Regions from separate parts of the Homo sapiens genome. Here all the other regions are linked to region 3. Evidence: read pairs that join two places in POLR2A ChIA-PET (ENCODE). Cell type or tissue: CD4-positive, alpha-beta T cell. All regions are shown on one strand.

Region 1 (2,500 bases), 50 kb before region 3:
CTGAAGCTCCTAGGCCAGAGGACACTGGAGAGGTTTTATTGCCATTTAAAAATAGATGATGGCCATAGTTGCACAAGTCTGTAAGTGTATTAAGAACCATTGAATTGGTATGTAAAGTACATCTCAGTAAAGCTGTTTTTTGTTTTGTTGTTGTTGTTGTTGTTGTTGTTTTTGAGATGGAGTCTCACTCTGTTGCCCAGGCTAGAGTGCTATGGCGCAATCTCGGCTCACTGCACCCTCCGCTTCCTGGGTTCAAGCAATTCTCCTGCCTCAGTCTCCCGAGTAGCTGGGACTACAGGCACGTGCCACCACGCCCGGCTAATTGTTTGTATTTTTAGTAGAGACGGGGTTTCACTGTGGTAGCCAGGATGGTCTCGAACTCCTGACCTCGTGATCCACCCACCTCGGCCTCCCAAAGTGCTGGGATTACAGACGCGAGCCACCGTGCCCGGCCAAAGCTGTTTTTTTAGAAATAGAAGTGCTTACAGATTTGTTTGAGCAGAATAGATACCCATGTTCAGAGAGAGAGAGAGAGAGCCATTGAGAGGCAGAGAGTGCCGAATGTGAATTCTGTGTAAATTGAAAAGTTACGGTCCCCGTCCATAAGGAGATGGCTCTGGTTGTCTTGAATTTAGACAGCTTTCCAGAGGAGGAGGTTCTCTCCTGCAGCAGTGTGGGAAAAAAATCTACCAGATTTGGACCAGAATGACTGCAATTTAGGTCAGAACATGATACTTAGAGGGAAAAAAGTAATCATGGCTTGAATAGCTGCCCTAAGGCCAGCTACAGGGCTGCAGGGGTCTGTGGAACCTTTCTTGTCAGAACTCAGGATCCTTAGGAGTCCCCACAAGGGCATGGAGGCTGTGGCCATCATGAGTGGAAGAACCAGCTTCCAAAGGAACCTAGGATTGTTCTGGCCCTGGCTCCAGGTGCATATCTCTGCTTTCCGTGAGCATTGAATGGGAAATCACGTGTTAGCAGAATAAATCCCAGAATACACATTCAGGAGGAGATGGTTCCACATGGCACGTAAGTCCTTTGCCTTATTGATGTTTGTCTGGCAGATGTCCTTAAGCCTTCCCATCAAGGGCTTTATTCTAAGGGTGGCTAACTGGCTATTTAAACCTCATCTCAATAGTGTCTGTCTAGGATGGCAAAATCACACCAGGTTCTGCTGGGCAAATCTCCCAGGTGGCGTATTGCTAGAGGAGAGCGCCACTGCAGAGGACACACTGTCTTGGCCACTGGCTTTGCAAACCATAGTGGAGGAGGGAGTCTGGGGTCACCAACCACTTCCTGGCTGACTGCCTGAGCCACATTATACAAGACTGTTTGTTGACTTAGTAATACTGAAGCCAGAGCTCACCAAGATTCTGACATCAAGCATGAAAGTGACTAATTCTTTCATTTCCCAGCACTTTGACAAAGGGGACTCTCTTAAAACTCCTCATCGGACGTTAGTGGAAGTCGACTCATGTATCTAAACATGTAGCCAGCGTAAGTTCTTGGTCAGATTGATCTAATGACTTTTTTAGCGTGTGTGTGTGTGTGTGTGTGTGTGTTTAATCTTTTTAAGTTTGGGTGAAGTTTGACCTTCTAGAATTCCTGTTTATTCCTGAGCAAAGAAAAAAAAATCAACCCTTTTTAATTCCTTTAGCATCATATCTGACCATCTTTAGGGTGTTGTTTCTTTCCTAGACTGAATCACTCAGAGAAATAAGATTGGCCAACAAATGTAATTTGATGATACCCTATAATAATGTTGTTTAAGTACCTAATCTAAGCCGCTAATCTCCAAAGACTGTTCCCCCGCCCCATGTCATCTTACACACACACACAGGCACAAAAACACACACATTCTGTTCTGATTATATTTGCTGTATTAAGGCCAAATCCAGGTGTTTCTGAGCACTAGTTTGTGTGTTTTTATGTTGAAAATAACTAGTTTATGTATTTATTTATTTATTTATTTTTGAGATGGAGTCTCACATTGTCATCCAGGCTGGAGTGCAGTGGTGTGATCTTGGCTCACTGCAACCTCCGCCTCCTGGGTTCAAGTGATTCTCCTGCCTCAGCATCCCAAGTAGCTGGGATTGCAGGTACCCACCGCCACGCCCGGCTAATTTTTATATTTTTAGTAGAGATGGGGTTTCACCAGGTTGGCCAGGCTGGTCTCGAACTCCTGACCTCAGGTGATCTGCTCACCTCGGCCTCTCAAAGTGTTGGGATTACAGGAGTGAGCCACCGCACCGGGCCAAAAAATCCAATTTCTTAGAGATTAAATAACCCTTCAGGATTATCAAAGGAAATAATTAGGGAAAGGTAGATGTTCTGTCCCAGTAAGAGAAGAAAGTGGTCCAGAAATTTTATCTCCCATCAAATGATCCATTTTACTTAAGTATTAAACCAAGTGACATTCTTCAGTTTAACTCTGATAAATGAATCATATTCCTCTTCGAAAATAACTTTTGTATTTCGTGCTCTAAAAAGAGAACCACCC
Region 2 (2,500 bases), 54 kb before region 3:
TTGAAGTGAGCGAGACCAAGAACCCACCGGAAGGAACCATCTCCGGACACAGTTCCACAGCCAGGGGACAGTGGAGGTTTGGCTAGCTGTCTGGCAAAGCTCCGGTTTTTTTTTTTGTCATAACGGGCACAGGGAAAGGAGGGCGGGTAAATAGATTTGTGCAAACCTTTCAACACTAATGGAACAGACAAGGAGCAGATGCTGTCCTCCTGGCTGGTCAGTGAAATTGACTCTGTCCATGAAGGAAGCTGCATTTTCCCAGTGACTTGGGTGGAAGTACCTGGCGCAGGAGATAGATACAGGGATCAGGGAAGCAAACTGTTGTTAACAAAACCCTGGTTAAAAGTAGGTAGTAATTAACTTTTGCTTTTTCTTATTGTGATATGGAGGAAGTTCCTAAGGCTCTTGAAAGTCAATTTAGAAACCTTGTGTCTGATTGCGTGAGTGTGACTGATACTCCAAAGCAAAGCGAGTAATATTCATTTCAGTAAGGCTGTCGTTTCAGGCGAATGGAGAATATTATTTATTGTAGGCATTAAAAGAAATTAATATACTTTATTTATTTTGAGACGGAGTTTTGCTCTTGTCGCCCAGGCTGGAGTGCAGTGGCGCTATCGCGGCTCACTGCAACCTCCGCCTCCCAGGTTTCAAGGGGTTCTCCTGCCTCAGCCTCCCGACTAGCTGGGATTACAGGCGCCTGCCAGCATGTCCAGCTAATTTTTGTATTTTTAGTAGAGTCGGGGTTTCACCATGTTGTCCAGGCTGGTCTCGAACTCCTGACCTCAGGTGATCCACCCGCCTCGGCCTCTCAGAGTGCTGGGATTACAGGTGTGAGCCACTGCGCCCCGCCTAAACTAAATTAATATAGTTTAAACATTCAACCTCTTTAAGAGCTTCCCCTCTCCTAGGGATGTGTAGGTATGAGATGGGGAGTGGGGAATCACAACGTTTTGGGTTTTTAAAAATGTGAAAGTGTATGCACAAAGGCAGTAAATGTGTTTTTCAGAAGCAGTAATTACTGGAAAAGTACATCTAGGTTCATTGCTTTAGCGGCCTGAGTGAGATCGCAGCACCCTGGCTGGCTTGTGTGGGCTTTGGCCTGTTTTCTGTTGCCTGGAGGTCTGTAGTGTTAGGCAAGTCTGAAAACTAGGTAACACTTTTGCCCTGTATCAGAGAAACAGACTGAGTTCTAGAAATCAGCTAACTTGTACTGAGAAGGTTTTATGTATCTTTAACAAATTCAGCCCACCGGGAGAGGAAAAGGAGAATTTCAGACTAGAAATCAGGAATTTTGTATATTCCCAAGTGAAGATTTTTCTTGTAGGTTACAAGGAGGATGAGGCGCAAATATATTACAAATATTAAAACGGACAAACCAATCGTATCTGGAAAATGTAGAGTTGTCTGGAAAAATAATCTTGGAAACTTTACTTTTTGTACTATGCAACCTCTAATTTACAAATAACATCCAAATCATTCAAACGAACAGCGTCGCAGGGCTGCACACCGCCAGGGGGCGCCATTTACATGGGACCCAGTGGGAGTAGAGCAGTGTGATGGCCTGCAACTGACCAACCTGCCTTTTACTGCCCTTTCATGCTCCCAGCCCCTGCTGCTCTCCTGGGTTAGAAATTGAAAGTTTATACCAAACTCATGGGTTTACAAGTGGAAACATCACACCCTTAGCATCGTCTTTCCTGAACACTCCATCTACAATAGCTTTTTCCTCATCTAAATCTCTGGCCAGGCACAGCGGCTCACGCCTGTAATCCCAGCACTTTGGGGTGCCGAGGCAGACGGGTCACTTGAGGTCGGGAGTTTAAGATCAGCCTGGCCAACGTGATGAAACCCCATCTCTACTAAAAACACAAAAATTAGCTGGGCATGGTGGTGGGCGCCTGTAATCCCAGCTACTCGGGAGGCCAACGCAGGAGAATTGCTTGAACCCGGGAGGTGGAAGTTGCAGTGAGCTGAGATCGAGGCTGCACTCCAGCCTGGCTGACAGAGCGAAACTCTGTCTCAAAATAAAATATAAAATAAAATAATCTTTTCCTTAATATTCTCGCTATTTATATCCTCTATTATCTGCCTCTCCACGCCTGTTTATTCCTTCAGAGCATTTATCGCAATTTGTACTTATTTTGTTTAATTGTTTGTTGTCTATCGCCATCATTATCTTTTCAACATGTAATCCACATGAGAAAATACTGATACAATCTTTTCACTTATTTTTTTCACACTAAGTCTTTGAAATCAGGTGTGTATTTTCCGTGGACACGCATCTCAGTTTCACTGGCCGCTCTGCAGTGCTCAAGGACCATGTGTGGCTTGTGGCTGCCATACTGGACAGTGCAGGTCTGGTGCTTAAACTTAGGGTCCACACATAGTAAATACTTGCTGAATGAATGGATAGGAAGAAGCTGAGGAAAACAGGAACTTTTTAAGGAACCCTGATCCTCTATGTCCTCCTGTAAAAGGTTTAAAATTTTTTCACTTGTAT
Region 3 (2,500 bases):
AATGTATGAGGTAGGCAGGAGGAAGATGAAAAGTCTGTCTGAAATGAGAACTGTCTGTTGGCTTAATTCAGGTGATCACAGATTGTCTGTAGCCTTGAGCAAAGCCTAGAGAATAGTGAGGCTAGTAAAACACTAGCCCTTGGGCTCAAAATTTAAGATGGCACCAAAAAACTAAAAATCAGGGTAAATAATATTTTGATGCAATATTTTTAAAAAATAAAAATTAATGCACAATACTCTACAATGAACAAAATATCAAAATGCTAAAGACAGGCTCTAACCCCGCACTGGCAAACGCAACCTCACTTGTCTCCTTCTAATCCTGGCCTTGACCCCTAATAACAAAAAGTAAGATCATCTAGACCTCAAAAGGAAAAGTTGCTAGTCCCTCTAAGCCTTCGTTTGCTCTGGGTTTGAATCCAAACTCTGTTATGACCAACTTAGTGAAATCAGGCAAATTACTCAACCTCTGTAACTTCCTTTTGAAAAATGGAGATGTTTTCTCTTGCAAGACTTTTTATTTATTTATTTATTTATTTATTTATTTATTTATTTATTTATTTATTTGAGACAGGGTCTCACTCCATTGCCCAGGCTGGAGTGCAGTGGTGCCATCATGGCTCACTGCAGTCTCTACCTCTCCAAGCTTGGGTAATCCTCCCACCTTAGTCTCCCAAGTAGCTGGGACTACAGGCATGCACCGTCATGCCTGGCTGATTTTTTTTTTGAAAAAAAATTTTTTTTATAGGGATAGGGGTCTTGCCATGTTACCCAGGCTGGTCTCTTAACTCCTGGGCTCAAGAAATCTGCCCACCTCAGCCTCCCAAAGTGCTAGGATTACAGACGTGAGCCATCACGCCTAACCTCTTGCAGGACTTTTGGGGTGGTTTAAAAATTACGCCTGTGTAGCACTGGGAACATTATGACACCCAATAAATACCAAATAAACAACAGCTTTAAATATTATAATTCATAATGATTCACAGAGTATTAAGATCCCCAGGCGATGCAACCAGGTAGTACCTAAGTGTATCAGTCTTGGGTGCATCTGTCAGGGTTAACCTGGCTTTGTTTTTAACTTTACAGGACATATCAGAGTATAGCTATTGTGCCTGTGCTTTGAACACTCAAACATCCGCTCAACTGCTAAGTAACTGATTTCCTGTTTAGTCACAGCTCCTTGTCTGGGACCAGCCACTGGCAGCAAATTGTCATCTTCTGTATCTCCCTCTCAAAGCAACTCAGCCTTCTGAAGACGTGTAGAAGTTAGGTCTCGCAGGCTTGTATTTATTAAGCCCCCCCCCGCCACCCATCAGTCCCCAGTTATTTTGAGTGTCTCAAACGCATTTCCCACACCTGATGATTCATCTGAGGACGACTCACCCTTGTTGTCACTGACACTGTCCACAGCCCAGAGCTCAGCCTCTGATTTGCTCGGCAGAGATGGGGCTATGTACATATCGTGTGAGACGGAAGCTAACATAAGCAGAGGAGAAATCACGGAAGCAAAGTGAAGTGGGAATCCAGTTAATACTTGGAACAGAAAACTGGAAAGCAGCTCATTCATTCTCTCCGATTGTAAAAGGCGGATGGAAACAACACTTTTGTCAGCCTTTCTTCTAATCCGATCACAGCTGTAAAGACCATAAAGCCAAGCCCCGACGTCAATTATTCTTCTCCCTGTTCCTAAGAATGTGAAATTAGATGGGGAAAAGTGACAGAAGAGTGTCACTAAAATAACTTATTACACTTTGAGGGTCTTAGTCGTCATTAATAGTTGTTACTTTTTGAATATTCATCAGTGCGCCCTGCTGTTCGGCAAGAGAGGCTGTATGAAGTAGGAACTGCACACGCCTGGCTTCAGTCATGTATGCCTTGGATTTAAGCTCTTCTTTTCCACTTAATTAGTTAACAGGAACTTACTGAGCTGGGTGCAAAATGATACAGAAGAATAGGAGAATGGGATTGTAACCCCTGAAGCGTTTGTGATTTAGTTGAGTAGAATAAACTCTGCTGAGCCCAAGCTGAGCCTCAGCCTCATGCACCTGCTGTATTTCCACATTCTTTCATTTCTGCCCCAGAAATGTTGCTTGAATCTGGTTTCTCCTCTTTAACCATCTAAACTTTTACTATTGCTTTAGGACTGCCTCTCCTCATTTATTGCTATGTTGATTGCACTGCCCTGCCAAACCATATTGGAGCTGGATCAGGGGAAAATAAGCATATATATATATATATATATATATATATATATATATATATATATGCATGAAAATATCCTCCCATATTGTGGACCAAGTGGAAAAGTTAATGAAGCTCTACAATGAAAAAAAAAGTTGACTATGAGTAAAGTCTCATGTTGTCCAATCTGTAATCCTATTATTGTCAACCCTCGTAAGCCCGCCCAGTGGATGAGGTGGTGGGAGATGACGAGGGTGGGATGGGCATTCTGCAGCCAGTGGGGAAGAAGGCAGGGCCCTAAAACAAACAAGAACAAGCA

Evidence for each region. Peaks named below come from ENCODE experiments on the same cell type or tissue, not always from the same donor. Only the 100,000 strongest peaks of a DNase experiment are listed, where the experiment ranks them.
Region 1: POLR2A ChIA-PET joins it to region 3 with 55 read pairs; 16 of 35 experiments call an interaction of 5 or more read pairs at or near these places.
Region 2: POLR2A ChIA-PET joins it to region 3 with 10 read pairs; 16 of 35 experiments call an interaction of 5 or more read pairs at or near these places.

What each region holds. Positions count from the first base shown.
Region 1 is chr17:67,389,525-67,392,024 of GRCh38, forward strand. All of the region lies in intron 1 of PITPNC1 (phosphatidylinositol transfer protein cytoplasmic 1), which reads left to right. Among named protein-coding and RNA genes, the nearest start is that of PITPNC1, 13 kb to the left of the region's middle. RefSeq lists a silencer at 1,479-1,548. In CD4-positive, alpha-beta T cell, no CTCF peak of the experiment used is centred here; a DNase peak (open chromatin) is centred at 1,337; H3K4me3 peaks cover 1,144 bases; H3K27ac peaks cover 2,369 bases.
Region 2 is chr17:67,385,643-67,388,142 of GRCh38, forward strand. All of the region lies in intron 1 of PITPNC1 (phosphatidylinositol transfer protein cytoplasmic 1), which reads left to right. LOC124904047 (a long non-coding RNA gene) reads right to left here and starts at 92. Exons shown (of 2, transcript XR_007065884.1): 1 at 1-92. In CD4-positive, alpha-beta T cell, CTCF peaks have their summits at 1,489 (motif pointing right) and 1,688; a DNase peak (open chromatin) is centred at 1,539; H3K27ac peaks cover 497 bases.
Region 3 is chr17:67,439,983-67,442,482 of GRCh38, forward strand. The region is part of intron 1 of PITPNC1 (phosphatidylinositol transfer protein cytoplasmic 1); the gene reads left to right. It overlaps LOC124904046 (a long non-coding RNA gene), which reads right to left. Exons shown (of 3, transcript XR_007065881.1): 3 at 1-1,686. Among named protein-coding and RNA genes, the nearest start is that of MIR548AA2, 30 kb to the right of the region's middle. In CD4-positive, alpha-beta T cell, no CTCF peak of the experiment used is centred here; DNase peaks (open chromatin) are centred at 1,289 and 1,839; H3K4me3 peaks cover 1,551 bases; H3K27ac peaks cover 2,500 bases.